Regions from separate parts of the Homo sapiens genome. Here region 2 is linked to region 1. A link is a contact called in ENCODE Hi-C or POLR2A ChIA-PET data. All regions are on one chromosome and are shown on one strand. The core of a region is the stretch at or near the end of the contact, and the rest is flanking DNA. Distances in the headings are between cores, read along the strand shown. Region 1 has its middle 36 kb from the start of CNTF. Region 2 holds the start of GLYAT (glycine-N-acyltransferase).

Evidence for each region. Hi-C counts contacts between places; a loop is a spot of excess contacts on that map. ChIA-PET counts read pairs that join two places held with the same protein, here RNA polymerase II (POLR2A). Pooled maps may share reads with other maps.
Region 2: a map of naive thymus-derived CD4-positive, alpha-beta T cell shows a loop between it and region 1 (4-fold over the local background). The contact joins the promoter of GLYAT here to the enhancer-like site in region 1. A Hi-C loop is called at or near these places in 2 of 168 maps with a recorded cell type or tissue (Caco-2 and naive thymus-derived CD4-positive, alpha-beta T cell), 1 of 37 single-sample maps with no recorded cell type and 5 of 50 pooled maps. POLR2A ChIA-PET finds 5 or more read pairs at or near these places in 4 of 52 experiments (A673, CD4-positive, alpha-beta T cell, GM12878 and 1 more).

Annotation. Positions count from the first base shown.
Region 1 is chr11:58,656,100-58,661,912 of GRCh38, reverse strand. No RefSeq gene overlaps it. Among named protein-coding and RNA genes, the nearest start is that of CNTF, 36 kb to the right of the region's middle. Within about 2 kb of position 2,317, at least 3 of the 41 ENCODE cell types and tissues checked have a DNase peak (open chromatin) inside an H3K27ac peak, as active enhancers do.
Region 2 is chr11:58,729,630-58,735,442 of GRCh38, reverse strand. It overlaps GLYAT (glycine-N-acyltransferase), which reads left to right and starts at 3,500. Exons shown (of 6, transcript NM_201648.3): 1 at 3,500-3,608.

The sequences.
Region 1 (5,813 bases), core at 1,068-3,567:
TATTGTTCCCAGTATCCAGTGGGGGAGAGGATGATATTACTCCCGATATGGCAGGAGGTGTACACTCTTCTGTCATATTGATCATAATTTTCAACAGGAAAGATAATATTACTCGAAATATCGTGAATACCCAGTGTGTCCACCCCCCTGTGATATCGTTCGTGATATCCGGGGGTGGGAGAGGGGTTGATATTACTCCCCATATCACGGGGAGTGTCCACTGTCCTGTGATATGGTTCATAATATCCATTCGTAATACTGCAGTGCTTTCTGCAACCAATCAGATGTTTGCATAGGAGTGTGATCTTTGTAACTTTACTTCAATGTGTGATTGGTTGCTTTCCACAACCAATTAGCCTGATTCCAGGCCACCACTTCATTTACATGAGGTGAGCACCAAGTGGCCAATGGGAGACCTCTAGGGGGTATTTGAACCCAAGAAGATTCTGTATCCCGGGCACTTGAGCTGCTCCTTGGGCCCTTTCCCACACTGTGGAGAGTACTTTCATTTTCAATAAATTCCTGCTTTTGTTCTTTCATTGCTTCATTCTTTCCTTACTTTGCTGTGTGTTTTGTCCAATTCTTTGTTCAAAACACCAAGAACCTGGACAACTTGCAGTCAGGACCCTTTATTGGTAACACTTTCCCCTCAAAATGTTGCAGATAGCTTCCTTCACTTCTAATGGTGCCGAGGAAGAAACATCCAAAGACGCCTGATGCTTTTGCCCTTTTGTAGCTAATCTGCCTGGATACTTTGAGAATAGTTTTATCCTTAAAACTCAAAATGTCCAGTAGGAAATAACTAGATGTCGGTCACTTTTGTTAATTTTGCCAGTTATACAGAAGGATGTCTCTGCTTGCACACCTGTATCCTTCGGTCAATCTTCTTTCAAAGCATCAGTTATTCTTCTTCTTATTTTTTTTTTTTTTTTGTCTGAGATGGAGTCTCGCTCTGTCGCCCAGACTGGAGTGCAGTGGCACGATCTCAGCTTACTGCAAACTCCGCCCCCTGGGTTCACGCCATTCTCCTGCCTCAGCCTCCCGAGTAGCTGGGAATACAGGCGCCCGCCACTATGCCCGGCTAATTTTCTGTATATTTAGTAGAGAGGGGGTTTCACCGTGTTAGCCAGGATGGTCTGGATCTCCTGACCTCGTGATCCACCCGCCTCGGCCTCCCAAAGTGCTGGGATTACAGGCGTGAGCCACCGCGCCCAGCCCAAAGCATCAATTACTCTTAAGTTAAATATCTGCCCTTGGTCTGCTAAACCTATCTTTTTATGCTTCACACACATTCTTCAGGCATAAGTTTCAGTTTGTTTATAAAATATTCAATCTGAAATTAAACAAAGGTGATCAGGAGAGACTCCCCTACTCCTTGTCGGCCTCCTTATGTGATAACAAGATGTCATTGAGATGGATCTGAATGTCCGATGAATGACCTGATTAAATGTCAGGCCAAAGGTGGAATGAGGATTCAAGTCACATTCCTTGCCTGGTTAGAATCTGACCCTCTCGCATTCTTCTCTTCCACTGTCATCTATACTTTATCTAAGGGCTGGACTCTGTTTTCAATCTTTGCCCAGTTGAGGACAAAGATCCCAATCTACTTCTTAGTCTAGTTCCCTCTAATTGCTCAGCTACTCCTTATATATGGCTGATTCTCCAGTTGAGCCATCCCCTCTGCAGACTTGGTTCAGAAGTGCTGCAGATTCTCCTGCTGTAAGTGCCCCAGCAGCCTCACTGTGCAGTGGGTGGGACCTACTCTATAGATGCTGCTGGGGAAGCTATAGCTGATTCTGCCCCGTAGAACTCCCTGCAGGAAAATACATATAATCAGAGCATGAGATGAAGAGCCTGGCAAACCACAGGGTATTTCACAGCTCTCTGCCAAGCCCTGCTTCAGGAAGAAAGACAGCTTGTTGCTTCAGCAGGAAACCTTACTCTAAGGAATTTCTCAGTAAACGCCTTACAGACTTCAAGTCTGATTAATAATTGGCTGCAATTTCTTTTTTTCTTTCAATCATTTTTGGGTGATTTTAACCTTAGTGGCCTTACACTTTTGCCTTTTCATTTTATATATTTTACTTTCATCTTAAACACACCTGGGAGCAAGCATAACTCAGCAGGCCTGGGCTGCTCAAATCCTGCATTTTTCTAAGAAAAGACTGGCCTGTGATAAACAACTCTCGTAAATAACCTGTGAGCCTTTGGAATACACCTGTTTTCATTCCATTCACCTGGGGCCTTGGGCCTCACTGTATTCAATTTGACCTCTGGGGTGGGGTATAGGGCTGGTGACTAAGTAGCTAAGGTCAATATATGACTCCATGCCTCGATGAGTCACCCCCAATAAAAACTAGACACCAAGTCTCAGGTGAGCTTTCCTTATGAGGAATAATAACTATTATTATGAATAAATATTCTTTTTATTTTCCTGATGTTATGTTTTTTCAAACAATCTTATTTTTAGTGAATTACTTTTAAACTTTGCTCTTATGAAAATTGTTTTTCTCCTCTTGTGTTCAGATGCTTCTGCTTTGAATATCATCTATTTAATCTATTCTCTTTTTTGCACCAGTTCCTAGTTTTAATCCTGCCGTACCTTGTATAACTAGTCTCTTGTGTTCTCTTGTTTGTTGATCCTTTTATTCCTTTTTGTTACTAACATCTATGATGGTTGGCAGAATATAAATGTAAAGAAGTGTGAAGAGTAGAGAATTTACAGAAATGTTGGAGAGACAAAGAGAAGGAAGGATGCTTGCTTATACCCCACTATCTCTGAGTGTAGATGTCTACACCAAATTTCACAGCCTATTTAAACACAGGTTATCAAAGAACCCCCATTTCAGGAGACAGAAGATGAGAGCATCATTAGCCTACTCCTGACTTCCTGCTCACAGTACGTTTGATCATGCAATCCAGACAGCATATTTGGTCACCTGGGAAAAAGATGCCTGCAATGCTTTTTCTAATAATTCATACTGTCTGGTGCTTGTCCAGTGGCTGGATTTCAGGCAAAAGATGACAAAACGCAATGCTACCAACCACAAGGGGCAACACAGGGTGGAGTTACATATACCAAGCCTGACCCTGCATGAGATTAACCTCCTGAGAGGCAGGCCTGAAGGATTATCCCAGAGCATATTCTGTGGCTAGGCACATGACATCGTACTCCAGCTCATTTTCAACATGTCATGGCAAGTTTCTTGCACTCTGGTAGGGTCAGAGGTGGATGCTCTGGGAGATGGCTCTGATGAGCTACCCTCTCTCCTCCTGCACCTGCAGAGTAATTGTGAACAGCAAGAGGGTTTATGTGCAGTTTGCAGCTCTTCAAGCCTTCAGGTCCTCTACCAGGCAACTGAGACCTGAGAAGAAAGGCAAATCACATGGTAAACAAACAAGCTGGCTCCCTATGTTAAGATAATAGGCCATGGCTCCCCTTTCCATCCCAAAGGGACACATCAGAAGCTGAACTCCCAAGACAGTTTGCCAGCCTGCCCAAGTGAAGAGTGTGCTTGACAGGCATACTATCAAATTTCATGTATCGGCACATTTGTCAAGACACTGTTGTAAGACCCCCTCCTCCCAAATATCACGCGTAGGCTTCTGTGAGGCTCTTACAGAGAGGGAAATCTCTTCTATTTAAGTTTATTTGCTCCACTACCAAATAGCCTGACAAGATTACATATCTGCTGTCACAAAATGAGATCCACAACTGCCCATTGCGGATTGGAAGCCACCAAGAGGTAAATCAATATTTAGGAACAATCTATCCTTGCCATAGTGTATGGCCATAATTCAGTCTATCTCTTCTGAGTTCTTTAAACACTATGTGCCCAAAGTGTTTCTTGCTCTTTCTGGGTCTCCTCTTGGACAAGAATCCAGCTGTGCTGCTCATTATCCCACTTTCACGTACTGCCGACTCTGGAGAAGACCCAGGAGTTGAACACCTTTTTGAGTCTACCCGGAGTATAATCTGAAGCTACCATGAATGTGTGTGTGCAAGGGGGGCCTGTATTTCTGGATACTTTCAGCTTGATTTCAATTTGCAGATTTAAGAGGCTCCCAAAACTCGTGTATGATATTGAAACAACTTTGAATATTGGACTACAGGCCCAGGTCCACCATTGATTAATAATCCTAAACAATAACTCTGCCCAACGCTTTTCCCCTGGGTATTTTTTAGTAACTCTCACTTAGGTTCCTTGGGTCTCTGTTTCATCATTCATGAACTGATTGTTGCTTTGAAGTTTAAATAATCCAATGTGGGTAAAAGCACTTTGCAACCTGTCAAGGGTTTCTGAAGCTTAAGTTGTTGTTTCTCATGCCCAATGGAACCTACCTCCACATTTGAGGATAAAAACACTAGACTCAGTTCATGCCATTAAATTTGGTGATGATTTCTTGGAAATGATAGTTGAAGCACAGGCAACATCAACAACAAAACAAAACAAATTGGACTATATCAAAAATTTTAAGTTCTATGCATCAACAGACACAATCGATAGTGAAAAGACAACCCACAAAATGGGAGAAAATATTTTCAAATCACGTATCTAATAATGGGTTAATATTCAGAATATTTAAACGCTTACTACCAAAAAACAAAACAACCTGACTTTAAAAATAGACAAAGAACCCATTTTTTTATGTACTTATTGGTTATTTGTATATCTTCTTTGTTCTCAAACGACCAATAAGCACACGAAAAGATGCTTAACATCACTAATCATCAGGGAAATGCAGATCAAAACTACAATGAGATACCATCTCACACCCAATAAGATGGTTACTATTGAAAAACAAAACAACAGAAAAGAAGTATTGGTGAGAATGTAGAGAAATGGAAACCCTTGTGCACTGTTAATGGGAATGTGAAATGATGCAGCCACTAAGGAAAACAGTACAGAGGCTCCTCAAGAAATTAAAAATAGAACTACCACATGGCCCAGCAACTCCACTTCTGGGTATAAACCCCCAAGAATAAAAAGCAGAGTATCAAGAAGATACTTATACACTCATATTCATGGCAGCATTATTCTCAGTAGCCAAAACTGGAAGCAATCCAAGTGTCCATAGATGGATGAATGGCTAAACAAAATGTAGTATCTACATACAAAAATGATTTAGCCTTGAAATGGAAGCAAATTCTGACCTATGCTTCAGCATGGATGAACCTTGAGGCCACTATGCTAACTGAAATAAGTCAATCACAAAAAGACAAGTACTGTGTGATTCCACTTATATGAGCTACCTAGAGTAGTCAAATCCATAGGGACAGAAAGTAGAATATTTGTTGCCGGGGGCTGGAGGGAGGGAATGCGGTGTTGTTGCTTAACAGGTATGGAATTTCAGTTTTGCAAAATGGAAAGTGCTCTGGAGATTGCACAACAATGTGAACATGCTTAACACTATAGCAAGGTACCCTTAAAACTGGTTAAGATGCTAACTTCTCTGTGTTTTTTAACCACAATTAAATGCTTTTCAAAATATCAGAATATGGCAGCTGAAACAAACAATACTTTGTGCAATGTATCTATTTGCCTACCAAAGATAGAGAAGAAAAAAGGCCAGGTGCTGTGGCTCACACCTGTAATCCCAGCACTTTGGGAGGCCAAGGCAGGGGGATCACTTGAGGTCAGGAGTTCGAGACCAGCCTGTCCAACATGGTGAAACCCTGTCTCTACTAAAAATACAAAAATTAGCCAGACATGGTGGCGGGAGGTAATCCTAGCTACTAGGGAGGCTGAAGCAAGAGAATCACTTGAACCCAGGAAGTGGAGGTTGCAGTGAGCCAAGATTGTGCCACTGCA
Region 2 (5,813 bases), core at 2,251-4,750, 72 kb before region 1:
GGCATCAGGCTACTTCCACACATGGCATAAGGTGAAAGGGAACTGGTGTGTGCAGAGATCACATGGGAGTGAGGAAGCAAGAGATAGAGACGGGGGAGGTGCCAGGCTGTTTTTAACAATCAGTTCTGTGGGAACTAATAGAGTGAGAACTCACCTGTTACCACAAAAATGGCACCAAGCCATTCATGAAGGATCTGCCCCAAGGTCAGACACCTCTCACCAGGCCCCACCTCCAACACTGGGGATCAGATTTCAATGTGAGATTTGGAGGGAACAAACAAAGCATATCTAATCCATAGTATTCCTCCTCCGGCCTCCCAAGTCAAACGTCCTTTTCACATTGCAAAATATAATCATTCCATCCCAATAGTTTCCAAAAGTCCTAACTTGTTCCAGAACCAACTCAAAAGTCTAAAGGTCTAAAGTCTCATCTGAGATTCAAGGCAAGCTATTTCCACTTATGAACTTTTGAAATAAAAAACAAATTATTTGGTCCAAGAGGCAATGGTTATACAAGCATTGTGTAAATGGGTAGATAACACTCTGTTATGTGATATCTGCCATAGAGACAAGGCTGAGATTGGTTGTCATGGGGATCAGAAATAGGGATGCTGAGAAAGCCCCGCCTCAAGCATACAGGGCCTGTTTAACCAGGACAAGAGAGAATTTTCCCTTCTGTCACACCATCAGCCTGAAAAGCACTAAGTAATGCACTTCTCTTTTAGATACTAAGTTGCAGTCACTTCCTTCAACAAGTCTTCAAGAAATAATATATTTTGGGATTTTTTGTTATTTTCACAGTTTAGAACTCTTTCTCTCCAGGGTAAGAGGGGAACAACTTTTGAACATTTTGAAGTAAGCCTGGTGGGGTTTTCTCATCTCTGGAAACTTCCATGTTGATTACCAGCTCATACAATAGAAGTTCTTCTTTTACACTCCAAAATCAGCTTCTGAGAAGATGGAGGTGATTTGCTTCAGTTCCTTTGATCAGTTATCAAGTTATGTGTTAGTATTTGGCTATGTGGCTATATGTTTATTTTTTATTTTTAGAGACAGGGTCTTGCTATGTTGCCCAGCCTGGTCTCAAACTCCCAGGCTCAAGCAATCCTTCTGCTTACCATCCTGAGTAGCTGGGACTAACAGGCATGCACCACCGTACCATGCCTGGCTCATTTGACTATATTTTAATATAGTGTTATCAGGTATAATTTCTGAGTAACAGATGTTCCATATGGAGGCAAACCTCATCCGACACTGTGATGCAAGTATGTGTGCACTAATATATAGAATAAACTAGTCTAAAAAGTCCAAAATAGATTTTTGACATGTAATGAATTAAGGGAGTTATTAAGAGTCTTTTTGCAAGGGGCAGGGGGCAGTGTACATATATTTCTGCAATATAAATTTTTCTCTCCACTGTCTCATGAGTCTTATGAAAACTGACTTGACCTAGAACCTTAGGGAAAAAATATTCACTAAATATTTCATGCACGCATTTGTATATGCATAATGCACTGTATTAAATAATTATTTACTAAATAAAGCATTTCTATGTGCTTACCATATATCGGGAAGTTGTCTAAGCAATTATGACTATACATATCTAAATTAAGAAAAGACAATCTTAGTTCTGATGCTACTTAGGATTTATAAGGCTGGAAAAAGCATTGCTCCCACAGTAGTGATGAGAAAAATCTGAATAAACTACAAAATCAGTCACGTTCTGAAATTCATTAGGGATCTGAGGGCATGGGCAATCAAGTATCCTGAATTCCAATTAAGCATAGGCCCTGCTTAGGTAAGAAAGGACACAGGAGGACCACTTAATTTTTCTTTAAGACCCTGCAAAGATTCCTAAGGGGAATTATTTAATTCCCTTTATTGATACAGAAATGGAGGCAAGAAAAGGTGAAATCATTTGCTCAAGGTCACACAATAGGTAAGTCGTACAATCAAGATGTCAGCCTGTTAGTTTGGGGGTAGTCATGCTGCAAGCCACTCTGCTATGCTACCTCTGTCATCATTGCTAGCACTTCAATTCAGACCCCAGAGAAAAACCACTTAGAATACTAAGACTGATGCTGGAGCTCCCGAACCTTTTCCCTTGTATCTGATCCCAAAATGTGTGAGGTTTATGTCTGTTATCACATATAACATAGTAAGAATAAGAACCACAGAGTCAAACAAAAGCAAGAAAAATCCTTGGTTACCTAGTACAACACACTTTTTACAGCTAGGGCAACAGCCCAGGGAGGTTAAGAGACTCTAGTCAAAGATTTGAGGGTGAGAGACACCACTGAATCCTGGTCTATTGCCTGGCTGTGTGAGTGTAGGAGCTAAAGTGACAGAATAGGAGGGGTCTGGTTTCTGGGCTTGGGATAAAGGAGTACCCCACTCTTTTGTTGCAGTTAGATATATCCTTTGTGAGATATGAACCCTATTGGAGTCAAGAGATCCACCGGGTTAATAAATGATAGAACAATCTCAGTCGCTTTGAAGAAAGAGTAATGGAAGGTTATAATGACTTCAATCTCAGGGGAAAAGATGGAGAATTAATGTTCTAGGAGTGGCAGGGCTCCTAGACAGTACAGAGAAAAATATGTGAAAACTTGCTCTGTGCTGATCCATTAAGTGAAGGAACACACACACACTTTTTGTCCCTCTTTCTCAACCTAGCCTCTTGTGTCCCTGCTCCTCTGATTAGAGTGTCTGTTGCTTCCTCTACAATAAAGATATTTACTAACCTGGGAATGAGGTGGTGAGAACAAGGACCTGGAGAGTGTCAAACTCCCCATCTTGGCTGTTTTACACAGTGAAATTGAGGCTCAAATTATCTTTGCTGTGAACCCTCCTTTCTTTTCTGAGCAAGTGGAAAGTATAGTAATTAGGACTTCGGAGTGAAAAAGCTCTGGGCTTAACATCTAACCAGTTCAACCATGCTGAGATCTCAATGGTCCTTCTCTATAAAAGTGAGACTAAGAAGTGCTCACATTGAATCATTGTCAGAATGTTTCACTGCAGCTTCAAAATGGGCATGGGAGGGGGCACAACTTGTCTTTAAAAAGGAAGATTCTAACAGCTTTCATCACTCCATGCAAGTAATTTGCTATTTTATTGCATTCTGCAAATCAGATATCATTCATATCTTTCCCACTGCCTTGCTTCTATTACAGATACTTGAATGGGAAAGAGGTGAGGGTAGTGCCTACATAATCTGACCCTCCTTCCAGTATCTGGCCTGTTGGTTTCACACAGCTTTGGTTTTCATGGTATTTCCATGACCTGTGAGGACAAAAAGCATTGTGATGTTTTAAAAAGAGAAGCTCAGGGGCATACAGCCAGCCTCTCAACCATGCAGAGCCAATTACTTCAACATGGGCCCGTGAGAGGCAGGGCTGAATTCCACTAGAACTGACACCAGATTCTTTTGCCAGCCTAGTACAAGGTCCACATTACAAGCCAAAGCTCAGAAATTTCTGGAGGTGGTGTATCAAAATTTACTCTGCGAGACTCTGCTGAACTGGCTGCATCAGGGAGAAATTTCATCTCCCAGAAGGGTGTTGCTCATCGTTTCTTCCCGGAAACATCTGCAGAGACTAGCTTTTCAGGTGAGGACTCATTACAAAGTATCAGATACATAGGATGAACAAGTCTAGAGATCTAATGTACAACATGAGAACTATAGTTAATAGAATTGCATTGTATATGGGATCCATGCTACATGAGTGGAGTTTAGCTGCTCTTTACATAAAAACAACGACAAAAAATAAGTAACTATGTGAAGTAATAGATATATTAATTTGCTTCATAATGGTAATGTTTTCACTATCTGTATGCTCTCATAACATCATATTGTATACTTTAAATATCCACAATAAAATTTATTTTTTTAATGTAATTATTGCTTTGTGACACCTCTTCCACTTAAGTGAGTCAAATTAAAGTGCCCGTATTGTGTTATGCTCAGAATATGCAGACAACTATGCTCAAGGAAAAGGAGTAACTTCCACTTAAGAAACACATATCTGACAACTATTTTGTCAATGGCAGTTTGCTAGCTACCATGAAAATCCTTAGAAGTTTGTGCTCTCGACTAATAAATGAATAAAGAAAGATCTGAGAGCTTCTTGGAAGCAGGTGGATGAATAGAATACTGAGTGTGTGGAGACACCAGAAAAATTACTATTTTTAATCCTGGTCACATTATAAGGGAGGCAGTTTTTTCCTTACACTACTACTAAGAAGTTTGTTGCACTGAAAGTGAGAGAGGAAATAAGTAGATCAATAAGACAAGAATACAGACAAGATTTATTGTTTATTTAAATTATACAGAAAACAAATTTTACTCTAAAGATTTAATCTACAACAGTACTACCACCATTTACTTATTTATTCCTGTTTGCCTTTGTTCTCTCTTAAATTTGAACTTTATGTGTTGTATGTGAACTGTTTTGTGTCCTATATTTTCTCATTTTATTTGAACACTCTCCCATGTGTCTATACATATTATATATTATGTCTGTAGGCATTATGTTAATGCCTTAGGGTTGCATCACTCTGTTGGAACATATTTTATGTTATCTTCCCCTATTGAGGCACATAGAGATTTTGTTCAGACTTGCTTATGTTCATGTGACTTTATAAAATTCTGTTTAGAGTTTTTGTTTTGTTTTGTATTTAGAGACACTCTGTTACCCAGACTGGAGTGCAGTGGTATGAACATAACTCATTGTAACCTTTAACTTGCTGTGGGCTCAAGTGAGTCCAGGGTTAGATTCCACTGGAACTGACATCAGAATTTTTTGCCAACTTAGTACAAGGTCTGCATTACAAGCTGCAACTCAGAAATTTCTGGAAGAGTTGTAACAAAACTCACTCTGTGAGACTGTGGTCAGATTATGTAGGCATAATCTTCCTCTCCTTCCCATTCAAGTAGCTGCAGTAAAAGCAAGGTAGTGGGAAAGATCTGAATGAGGTCTGATTTGCAGAATGTATTCTTTTTTTCTGCTTACACAAAACAGCAAATTACTTGCATGGCATGATGAAAACTATTAGAATCGTCCCACCTTAGCCTCTTGAGTAGCTAGGGCTACAGGTGTGTGTCACCATACCCAACTAATTTTTATTTTTGTAGAGATTGGGGTCTTGCTGTGTTGACCAGGCTGGTCTCAAGCTTTTGCCCTCAATTAATCCTCCCTCCTTGGCCTCTGAAAGTGCTGGAATTACAGGTGCAAGCCACCATGCTCAGCCTAGAGTTGTTTTCTTCTTTTAAATTGTTTTCTTTAGATTAATTTCCATTTCTGTAATAACTGGACCAGGATCAAAGATTCTGAAGTTTATGCCCGGGAATGCTACTCATTGCCCAGTGCTGCCAGCTACCATTATTGTGTCAGATTTCTTGGAAGAACCTCAGTGTCAGTAGCTTTCAGTTTACCCCAACCAAGCATGAGAGCCATACCTCTTTGTTAGTTTGTAAGTACATCCTTAGAGGGTGGTTCCAAACTCTACTCTTCAGAAAATATAGTAATATCACACCCCACAGACTTGACATTAAGCTCTACTTTAACTCTACTTTGTTACTTCCTTCTGAGTTGCATCTAGAGAAAAGACAAGATTAGCCTTTAGGAATGTTATACTTTTATCATCCTAAGACCCTTAGATATGAGATATGGTCTGGAGTTTTCTTCAAGATATAATGTAGTACAAAATAGCTGGAAACTTTTCTCATGTCCAGAATATATTATGCATTTAATACATATGTGTTTATTGAATGAATATATTAATGTCTCTATACTTTTGGAAAGTGGAGTGAT